Regions from separate parts of the Homo sapiens genome. Here region 2 is linked to region 1. Evidence: read pairs that join two places in POLR2A ChIA-PET (ENCODE). Cell type or tissue: PC-9. All regions are shown on one strand.

What was found. Peaks named below come from ENCODE experiments on the same cell type or tissue, not always from the same donor. Only the 100,000 strongest peaks of a DNase experiment are listed, where the experiment ranks them.
Region 2: POLR2A ChIA-PET joins it to region 1 with 18 read pairs; 3 of 35 experiments call an interaction of 5 or more read pairs at or near these places.

What each region holds. Positions count from the first base shown.
Region 1 is chr20:38,048,385-38,053,384 of GRCh38, reverse strand. It overlaps RPRD1B (regulation of nuclear pre-mRNA domain containing 1B), which reads right to left. Exons shown (of 7, transcript NM_021215.4): 3 at 4,904-5,000. Among named protein-coding and RNA genes, the nearest start is that of RPRD1B, 17 kb to the right of the region's middle. In PC-9, no CTCF peak of the experiment used is centred here; no DNase peak of the experiment used is centred here; H3K27ac peaks cover 507 bases.
Region 2 is chr20:38,350,325-38,355,324 of GRCh38, reverse strand. LBP (lipopolysaccharide binding protein) reads right to left here. Exons shown (of 15, transcript NM_004139.5): 3 at 4,386-4,514; 4 at 886-1,041. Among named protein-coding and RNA genes, the nearest start is that of LBP, 6.3 kb to the right of the region's middle. RefSeq lists enhancers at 293-852, 853-1,413. In PC-9, no CTCF peak of the experiment used is centred here; no DNase peak of the experiment used is centred here; H3K27me3 peaks cover 230 bases.

The DNA of each region.
Region 1 (5,000 bases):
AAATGCTAGTGCTAGGCCAGAAATGACTATCACTGCTACGAAGTCAGCAGTTATAGTGCCTGGTATTGTCAGTCTAGTCAGACAGCCATTAAAAATAACTTAGGATTTCCAGGTTTCCTTTTCAAAAGCTATACATTTTTTTAAAAATTAAAATTATTTTAAAAACTAGAATATGTGTCAGTTCCATTTCTACATCTGAATTTAAGGTAAGCCTTCCACTATCAATTCAGCTTCTACCACGGTATATATTTACTCTCCCTTTTTCACTCACTCAACCACTCTGTTTACAGGCAGGACAAACTGTGGGGGTAGCCAAAGTCCTTCTGTCCTCATACTGGGCACCTTCTATTCTATCCTCCAACTTGTCCCTGTGTCTCCAGCAGGCCTTGTACTCAGCTAACCTTAAGTAATCCTCGTTACCTAAGGGTTTATGGTATGCCTCTTACAACCTGATTGTGGGAGAATTTCAGACACAATGGCAGACTGTGAAACTAATCTTAAGGCAAAAAGCTGGCCTGCAGGTTCCCAAATCACATTATAATATGCAGCCATCTACCGTAAAGCTGGATCTTCTAGAGGATCCACTTGAAATTTTCTGTGATTTAAAAAAAAAAAAAAAAAAAAAAAAAAAACACCGCGTTTGGTCCGAGTGCAGCAGTGTTTACAACTAATTGATCGCAATCAGTTACAGGTTTTTTTGTTCCTTCTCTACTCCCACTGCTTCAATTGACTAGTTAACAACAACAAAAAAAACCACACCTATAGACTTTATATTACTTTTATAATGAGAAAAGGATCAGGAAATATTGTTTGCAACAGCTCCCTCATTCTTTGCTCCATCCCTGCATAATAAAGGACATTTTAATAAGGCACATTAAACTTTACTTGTGGAGAGAAAAGAACCTACAACAGATAAAGGTCTAACATTTGAGGCACAGTTCTACAAGCTGTCTACCCTTATCATCTCACTGAACTGAGTAGCCAAATCCAGGCATAAACCCAGGGAAGTTGTGCCTAGAACTCATACTCTTAGCTACCATGTTCTCCAGCCTCGCACAAAAACTGGGGGACTGAAAATATTAAAAACCTCTTCTTACTTTTGCGACCAGTTCATATATAGAAACTCAGCACATTAGATACTAGAACTGGCAGGGGCAAACAAAACTCGTATCATTGCCCCACTGATAATATCTTACCTGCATTATCTCAAGTAATCCTCATCACTATCCTAGAAGGTATTACCATTAATAGCCATATTGTACAGTGAGGATCTGAGCTTCAGAAGGATCAAATGCCATGGCCAAGGTCACAGAGCTTTAGAAATGACAGCTAGGGGCCGGGTGTGGTGGCTCATGCCTGTAATCCTGCCATTTTGGGAGGCCGAGGTGGGCGGATCACCTGAGGTTGGGAGTTCGGGACCAGCCTGACCAACATGGAGAAACCCCATCTCTACTAAAAATACAAAATTAGCCAGGCGTGGTGGCACATGCCTGTAATCCCAGCTACTTGGAAGGCTGAGGCAGGAGAATCACTTGAACCTGGGAGGCAGAGGTTGCGGTGAGCCGAGGTCCCGCCATTGCACTCCAGCCTGGGCGACAGAGCAAGACTTCATCTCAAAAAAGAAATGACAGCTAGGATTCATACTGTGGAAGCCTGAATAGCTAAACTATATTAAGATCCAGGAAAGCTGGGTAACCTACTCACAAATTCCTACCAAAATTCCTACCAATATTGAAACCGTGTGCTTTCAGGAAATACGACAGTGTGAAGAATATCAGCTTTAAAGTCGTATAGACCTGGGAATTCGCCACTTACCAATTATCTCTCTCTGAACAAAATTACTATACCTTTTTGAGCCAGTATCCTCATCTAAAGTATGAAAATAATACCAAATTCACAGAGTAGTTGTAAGGATCTAAAACAAATTAATATGAAAAGCAGCCAGCAGAGGCTGGTACATAACGGATGCTCAATAAATGCTAGTCCCTTTGTATCTACCCTCTCTCTCTAAATCCTTCTACAACCGTATACTACATGAGTCACATGTGGCTCAAATAAAAAAGTTCCATTCAGTCAAGCAACACCTTGAGTATTCTCAAGAGTAGAGAACTTTTCTCCTTTTCTTACTTTTTAAATTTTGTTTTTAAGTGACAAATAATAATTGTATATATTTATAGGGTACAGTGTGATGTTTTGAGAGACACCTTTAGAACACCTTGAGAGACAGGTTTATAAACTTAATACCCAGTTCTAAAACAGAATTCCTAAGCTCATGCATTCTCTAATGTTGTAAGAACTGTCAAAGTTCCATAGAAAAATTTTTATTTCAGAGGTAAACTCCATGAAGTTGCCTGAAGACAAAGAATTACCCATGAATCAAAGCTGGAATATAAAAGGACTACTCAAATTTGGAAATAAACTTCTCGAGAACTCATCAACATTTGAAAGGACTGTGGTAAAATATTCTGATAACTCAGGTCCAGAGAGTGAAGACAGAGTGAGTCAGCTGGGACTAACACACATGTTGAAATCTTTTGATGTGTGTTTTCATCTTTATAGAATAGAGAAAGAGAAATTATCTTTAGATTAGCATTATCCTCTACCTAGAGGAAACTGCCTCTATTATTGTTAATGTCTGTCTAGACTTTCAAAAAAAAATCAGAAACCCACTGAAGCTATTCCCAATACTATCACTGCCACAAATTCCACACATTCCCAGAGTGCAAACCTATTCCTCACTCTTTTCTCCCTCTTTCCTATAGCATCTAGCATATCTGTTTATTCAAAGTATGTGTCCAGCAAATGTACATTAAATTGAAATTCAACATTAGCTTCAAACATCCTCTTTCAAGGCTCTCCTACTTGCCCAAAGGTGTTCTTAAAAACCAGCACTGTTTACCAATGAACTCTAAGGCAGAGTAAAGAATGCTGAGTAATTCCCCAAAGCTGTACTGAAGACCTCCAAAGGACACAATAAAAACACCAGAATCCAAAGCAGGAAACATCTTGCTTTTCAGAAGCTACCAATCACCTGAGTGATCCTAAAATTATCTTCTAGCAACACCAAGTAAAACAACAATGACCTGCAGTCTGAAAGCACTTATGTCATTCACAGAAAGCCTCTAACCTTTGGTTTCACAGGAAAGTTACCCACTGCAAAATGCAAATAATTCCAGACCTGGAAAGGATCATGAAGGGTACACAAAAGGGTTACTCAGTGAAGGATACTGTCACACATGCTAATCATGACTAGGTTCTATAGCAGATGCATGTATAAAGTACCAGAGAACAAGGAGGGAATGACCACATGGGCCCAGACAAGCCAGGGAAGATGTCAGAATGAGAGTTGCATTCTTGGAGAATGAGTTCATCACACAGTGAAAGCGGTAGAAGGACATCAAGTAGAGGTAACAGCAGATGGAAAGGAAGCAGTGCCAACAGAGCATCCAGAGGGTAAACTGTCGGCAATTCAGTTTGGCCAAAGAATACAGTGTAAGTGAGGAAGTGGCAGGAGAAGAATCTGGAAAAACAGGCTAGTTCAGATAGAAAGGGTCTTCAATACTATCAGTACTTGGACTCGATCCTCCAGGAAACATGTATGCAGGCAGATCAGATCTGTAGCTAAGAAACATGTCATGCCAACTAGAATTAAACCACAACTAACCAGAAGCCAAGTAACTAAACAACATTTGATCTTACTCTTTAAAGAAAAAAATAGGCCAGGTGAGGTGGCTCACGCCTATAATATCAGCACTTTGGGAGGCTGAGGCGGGTGGATCACGAGGTCAGGAGTTCAAGACCAGCCTGGCCAAGATGGTGAAACCCTGTCTCTACCAAAAATACAAAAATTAGCTGGGCATGGTGGCAGGTGCCTGTAATTCCAGCTACTCGGGAGGCTGAGGCAAAGAACTGCTTGAACCCGGGAGGCGGAGGTTGCAGTGAGCTGAGATCATACCACCGCACTCCAGCCCAGGTAACAAAGCAAGACTCTGTCTCAAAAAAAAAAAAAAAAAAAAAGAAAAAAAGAAAGAAAAAAGAAAAAATAATATAAGCTCTTATTAAGGGCTTTGCAAAATTCACACACAGATGCACTTCCTAAAGATATCCTGGGTTCAGTAAAGATCAAAATCAGTTTTAAGCTGGGCGCAGTGACTCACACCTGTAATCCAGCACTTTGGGAGGCCGAGGCGGGCAGATCACTTGAGGTCAGGAGTTTGAGACCAGCCTGGCAAACATGGTGAAACCCCGTCTCTTCTAAAAATACAAAAATTAGCCGGGTGTTGTGGCAGGTGCCTGAATCTCAGCTACTCAGGAGGCTGGGGCAGGAGAATGGCTCGAACCCAGGAGGCGGAGGTTGCAGTGAGCCGAGATCACGCCACTGCACTCCAGCCTGGATGACAGGGTGAGACTCTGTCTCCAAAACAAACAAACAATCAACTTTAGACAGACACCATGCTGACAATCCTAAGGATATGTTTCAAAAGCACATCTACATTTAATTAAATCAAGTTCTTAAAAAGCTAAGAAACTTATCCAAGGTCCTATTGTAGTTAATGGCAGAGCAAGGACAAAATCTTAGTCCAGGCTACTTCCTAGTTCACCACAACTCTGAACAACTTTGTTGTTCCTTTCCTTGTGCAAGGAAAGTCTCTGAAAGACAGAAGCAAGCCAAGGAGAACAGAGAGCAAAAGTCAGGGTGTGAGAGGATGAATAGCATGAATACTAGAACCAGGCTTACACGCTGTGAGCACTACATAAATTCTCACCATCATTCATGATCATCTGTCTCTCTGAAGAATCATAAAATCGCTGGTGGTTCACAGCAAACCCCACTGCAGCTTTTCATATTTGATTCGAAAGTAGGCAAAGACCAAGAGCTGTAAACATGTGGTGATGTTTCTACCTTTGGGGGGAGGGCTCTTGGAGTCCTCCATAGACAGCTTCAGCTGCTGTATGAACTCGCCGCCATACACACTTCGTTCTTGCCAGATGTTCAGCAA
Region 2 (5,000 bases), 300 kb before region 1:
GCCACTGAACTTGGGGATGGCCGGGTGCCTGGGAAAGCCAGGCCCTGGTCCCTGGTCAGGCCAGTCCACAAAGGGAGCCCTCTCCACCCCTTCCCGGCGCCCTGCTGTGTCCCAGCACATCCAGCCTGATTCGGTGTGTCTGGCTTCCCAGTGCCTGCGGCACCCAATCGCATGATCACATTCAGCAGATTTGGGGAAGCGGCTTGAGAATCCACATTTTTCTTTTCTTTTGCGGGGGGGTGGGGGACAGGATCTCACCTTGTCACCCAGGCTGGAGTGCAGTGGCACAATCTCAGCTCACTGCAACCTCTGTCGCCTGGCCTGAAGCCATCCTCCCAACTCAGCCCCTGAAGTAGCTGAGACTACAGGCATGTGCCATCATGCCTGGCTAATTTTTGTATTTTTTTGTGGAGACAGGTTTTACCACGTTGCCCAGGCTGGTCTTGAACTCCTGAGCTCAAGCGATTTTCTGCCTTGGCGTCTCAAATTGTTAGGATTACAGGCGTGAGCCACCACACCCGGTCACACTTTTCTAATCAAGGAAACTGAGACTAGAAGAGATGAAATGACTTGTCCAAGGACTTGTATGTTTTTCGCAAACTCTCCTTCAACCAAAGTTTCTGTGTTCCTCCAAATAGCCAGATTTCATTCACCTGACAAGGGTCCCCTTGTCAGGTGAATGAAAGTTTATTTTTTTAATGAAAATGATGCACCAATATTCCTGGCTTAAGTCTGTTCATCTCAACAGGGTTCCCCAGAGAATGATCTTCAAGTGCCTGTGCAAGCCACCTGGATCATTGCAATTATCGGAGGCCAGGCTGAGCGCTGGATTGGCCGGGAGCTGCAACCAGGAGTCCAGCTGGCAGTGCCCCGATGGAGACCTACCCCAAGTCTCCCGACATGTCCACCTCCACGTCAGCGATGTCACTGCTGCAGCTGGAGGCAGTAACTGTGGGCCTCCCGGAGGACTCGCTGCCCAACAGGAGGTTGACCGAAATGCTGATGCCCTTGACACTGACATCAAAGGAGCCCTGTAGTTTGCTGGAGGAGGTAAGAGAAGCCATGGTTAGTTCCTAGACCAGGGGTCTGCCACCATTTGTGGGGAAAATAGAAGGCTCAGTTCTGACCTCCAAATACATGGAGCTGAGCAGAGATTTAAGAATAACAAATAAAGCCATAAAAGATCTAGAAGAAAGCCCAGATCCAGTATTTCCAGGCAGGGCTGGATGAAGGCCTTTCTAGGCAATATCCAAGTCTCATAAGCCATAAAGGAAATCCTTGATAAACTTGTCGGCATAGAAAATTAAAACTTCAGTGGACAAAAAAAATGCCATATGTAAAGTAAAAAAAAAATTGCAGTATGAGACATCTAAAGAGCCAATTTCCTTAATATATGGGCTTATTTCCCTAATATACAAAGAACAAGCCAATATAAATTAACAAGGAAAGAAAGAACAACTCAAAAGAAAAAAAAAGATATGAACAGGAAATGCAGTACAAAATAAGCATGTAAAAGTCATTAAAAATGAAAATAACAATGACACCAGTTCTCGCCTATCAGATTCAAAAAAAACTTTTGAAGTTTTAGTACTCAATGCTATTGAATGTACGAGTAAACAGAAGTCCCAGACACTGTGGCTGGGAGAGTGCACATTGGCACAAGCTTTCTGAAACACAAATCAGTGAGATCTCTCCTCGTTCTAACATACATACTCTTTGGCCCAGTAATTTAACTTCTAAGCCTTTATCCCGTAGCTCTTCCTGCCAAGATATACGCGTGGTGTGGGGCAGCTCACTGAAGCATCATAGGCAGTAGCAAAAAAAAAAAAAAAAAAAAAAAAAAAAGGAAGCAGCCTACATGTCCGCTAGCAGCGACAGGTTGAATAAGCTGTGGGCACCCAATGTTATGCAGCCTTTGAGAACAATGGGGCAAAATGTGGTCTATTCCAGGAGTCTCCAACCCCAGTGGTGGTTGTCTGGAGCTGGGGGAAGGGAAATGGGGAATGATTGTTTAATGGGTAAGGAATTTTCTCTTGGGATGATGAAAATGTTTTGGAGTCAGATAGGGGTGGACATGGCACAAAATTGTGAATGTACTACATGCCACTGAATGTATACTTTCAAATAATCAATTTTATGTTCCGTGAATTTCCTATCAATTTTTAAAAGCACATTCAAAAAAGTGAAAAAAAATGAGGTAGATAGTCATATGCCCATAGAAAGAGATATTTAAGATACTTCAGTGACAAAAGCCAGGGTAAGAGAGTGTGGCCAGTTCCTTTCATGGAACTAGAACAAATGTGCATATGTAGGTAACATATAAACCAGCCGTCTTTCTAAAGCAATAGAATGAGAGCCACACATGTAATTTTAAATTTTCCAGAAGATACATTAAAAAGATAAAAAGAAAGAGCTGAAATTAATTTTAGTAATACATAGTATGATTTCAACATGTAATCAATATAAAAAATATTAATGAGATTTATTTATTTATAATAAATAATTTTAAAAATTAGCCAGGTGTGGTGGCTAATTTATTTTATTTAATTAACTAATTAATTAATTATTTTGAGATAGGGTCTCACTCTCTTGCCCAGACTGGAGTGCAGTGGCGTGATCTTGGCTCACCGCAACCTCCGCCTCCCAGGCTACAGCGGTTCTCCTGTCTCATCCTCCTAAGTAGCTGAGATTACAGGCATGCGCCACTACGCCCAGCTAATTTTTGTATTTTTAGTAGAGATGGGGTTTCACCATGTTGACCAAGCTGGTCTTGAACTCCTGACCTCAAATGATCCACCTGCCTCAGCCTCCCAAAGTGCTGGGATTACAGGCATGAGCCACCGTGCTCAGCTGCTGTTTTTTTGTTTGTTTGTTTGTTTTTTAATCCTAAATCTTCAAATCCAGTGTTGCATACTTAGAGTAGATCTCAACTTGTACCAGGCACTTTTCAAGTACTCAGTAAAGGCATGGCTGGTGGCTTCTATTTTAGGCAGTGCAGGTCTGAAGTATAAATATGGTCATATCACCCATATTTGGGCTGTTCCTTCTGCTATGGGCTGCTCTGTGTCACCACCTGCCTCCCAAATTCAGATGTTGAAGCTCTGATCCCCAGTACCTGAGAATGTCACAGTATTGGAGATAGGCCCTTTGAAGAGGTGATTACATTTAAATGAGGCCATTAGGGTGGGCCCTAATCCAATGTGACTAGTGTCTTTATAAAAAGAGATTAGGACATACAGAGAGAAACGGGGTTTCTTTCCTTTCTTTTTTCTTTTTTTTTTTTTTTAGAGATGGAGTCTCGCTCTGTCCCCCAGGCTGGAGTACAGTGGCATGATCTCAGCTCTGTGCAACCTCTGCCTCCAGGGTTCAAACGATTCTTCTGTCTAGCCTCCTGAGTAGTTGAGATTACAGGTACCTGCCACCACACCTGGCTAATTTTTAAATTTTTAATTTATTTTTCATTTTTAGTAGAGACTGATTTTTGCCATGTTGGCCAGGCTGGTCTTGAACTCCTGACCTCAAGTGATCTTCCCGCCTCAGCCTCCCAAAGTGCTGGGATTACAGGGGTGAGCCAACGTGCATGGCCTCAGAAATGGGATTTCTTGAGCACAGAGGAAAGACCACGTGAGGACATTGCCAAAGGGCAGCCATCTGCAAGCCAAAGAGAGTGGCCTCAGAAGAAACCAGGCCTGCCAAAACCTTGACCTTGGCCCTCAGCCTCCAGAACTGTGAGAAAACACATTTCTGCTTAAGCCACCCAGTCTATGCTTGTTATGGCAGCCCTAGCACATGAATACCCCTTCCATCCAAGTGCCTCTGAGGTCAGAGAACTGTTCAAAGTGCCTGAGAGCCAGAGCCCCTGGAAGCAGCCCTTGGCCAATGGCAAGCAGGAGGACGGGGTGACAGCGTGGGGCTGGAGTAACTCAGAGGCGTGTTCTCCGCTGTCCCTGAGTTCCCCAGCTAGACAGAGCTTCACTTGCCCACCAGGCTGACTTCCTTCCCTTCCCTTCCCTTCCTCACTTCCCCACTCCCCTGTGGGTTTCCTCAGATCGCTTCCAAGATAAAGTATTGCACTGGAATTCTTGCCCTAAAGTCTGCTTCTGTGGGAAGCAAACCAAGGAGACATGATATTACCGCACTTAGCCCTCCCATGACTCCATCAAGGAAGCAGGCCCGTCCCCTTTGGGAGATGAGGAAGTAGAGACTCAGAGACAGAAAGACACTCATCCAAGAGCCAGGACTCAATCCCCAGGCCACCTCCGGGCTTGGACTCCATCTGTCCATCACGTGGCCTTTCTGATAAGCTAGGAACACCTTGGACCTAAGAAGGATGGGGCGAAGGCCAAGGCCAAGAGCTCCAGGGCCTGGGAGCAGAGCCAACTTACAAGAATGACTTGCGCACCTTCCACCTGCCCTGGACCCGGATGGAGGAGTCGGAGATGCTGAGACTCAGGCCCTGGCCAGGGACAGGCCTCAGCGCAGAGTGAAGCAGCTCACAGCTGTGGATGTTCAGGCTGAAGGGAGAGACATGGAAGGAGGTGTCAGCCCTGGGCCTGGACCCAGCCTCACCAGGGACCTTGCGCCTCCCCTCTCCACAGTGGGGACTAGACCAGCAGGATCTGCTCCAGGTAAGCACCTGCTGTGCCCCAGGCATCGATCTTATGACCATGCTAAGCACGTTACTTTCTTCATGCCATATGGGCCACACTGAAGGGGTCAGCAGTGTTCTTGCTCCCTTTCCACAAAGGGGGAAATAGAACCTTGAGGAAGGGATGCAATTGCTCACGGTTTTGCAGTCTGCATCAGAACCCATGAATCTAATGACCCCCGGTGGCATCCTGAGAAGGTCCGTAGACATATCCCTTTGGGTTTGCAGTTCCTGCTAACCCTCCTCTCTCTCAATACATCCAGGTAGGGGGGAAACAGATTCAGGGAAGATGGTGGCAGCCTTAAGATAAGACCCCAAAAAAGTCAGCAAGGTTGTCACAGTGGGAAAAGAA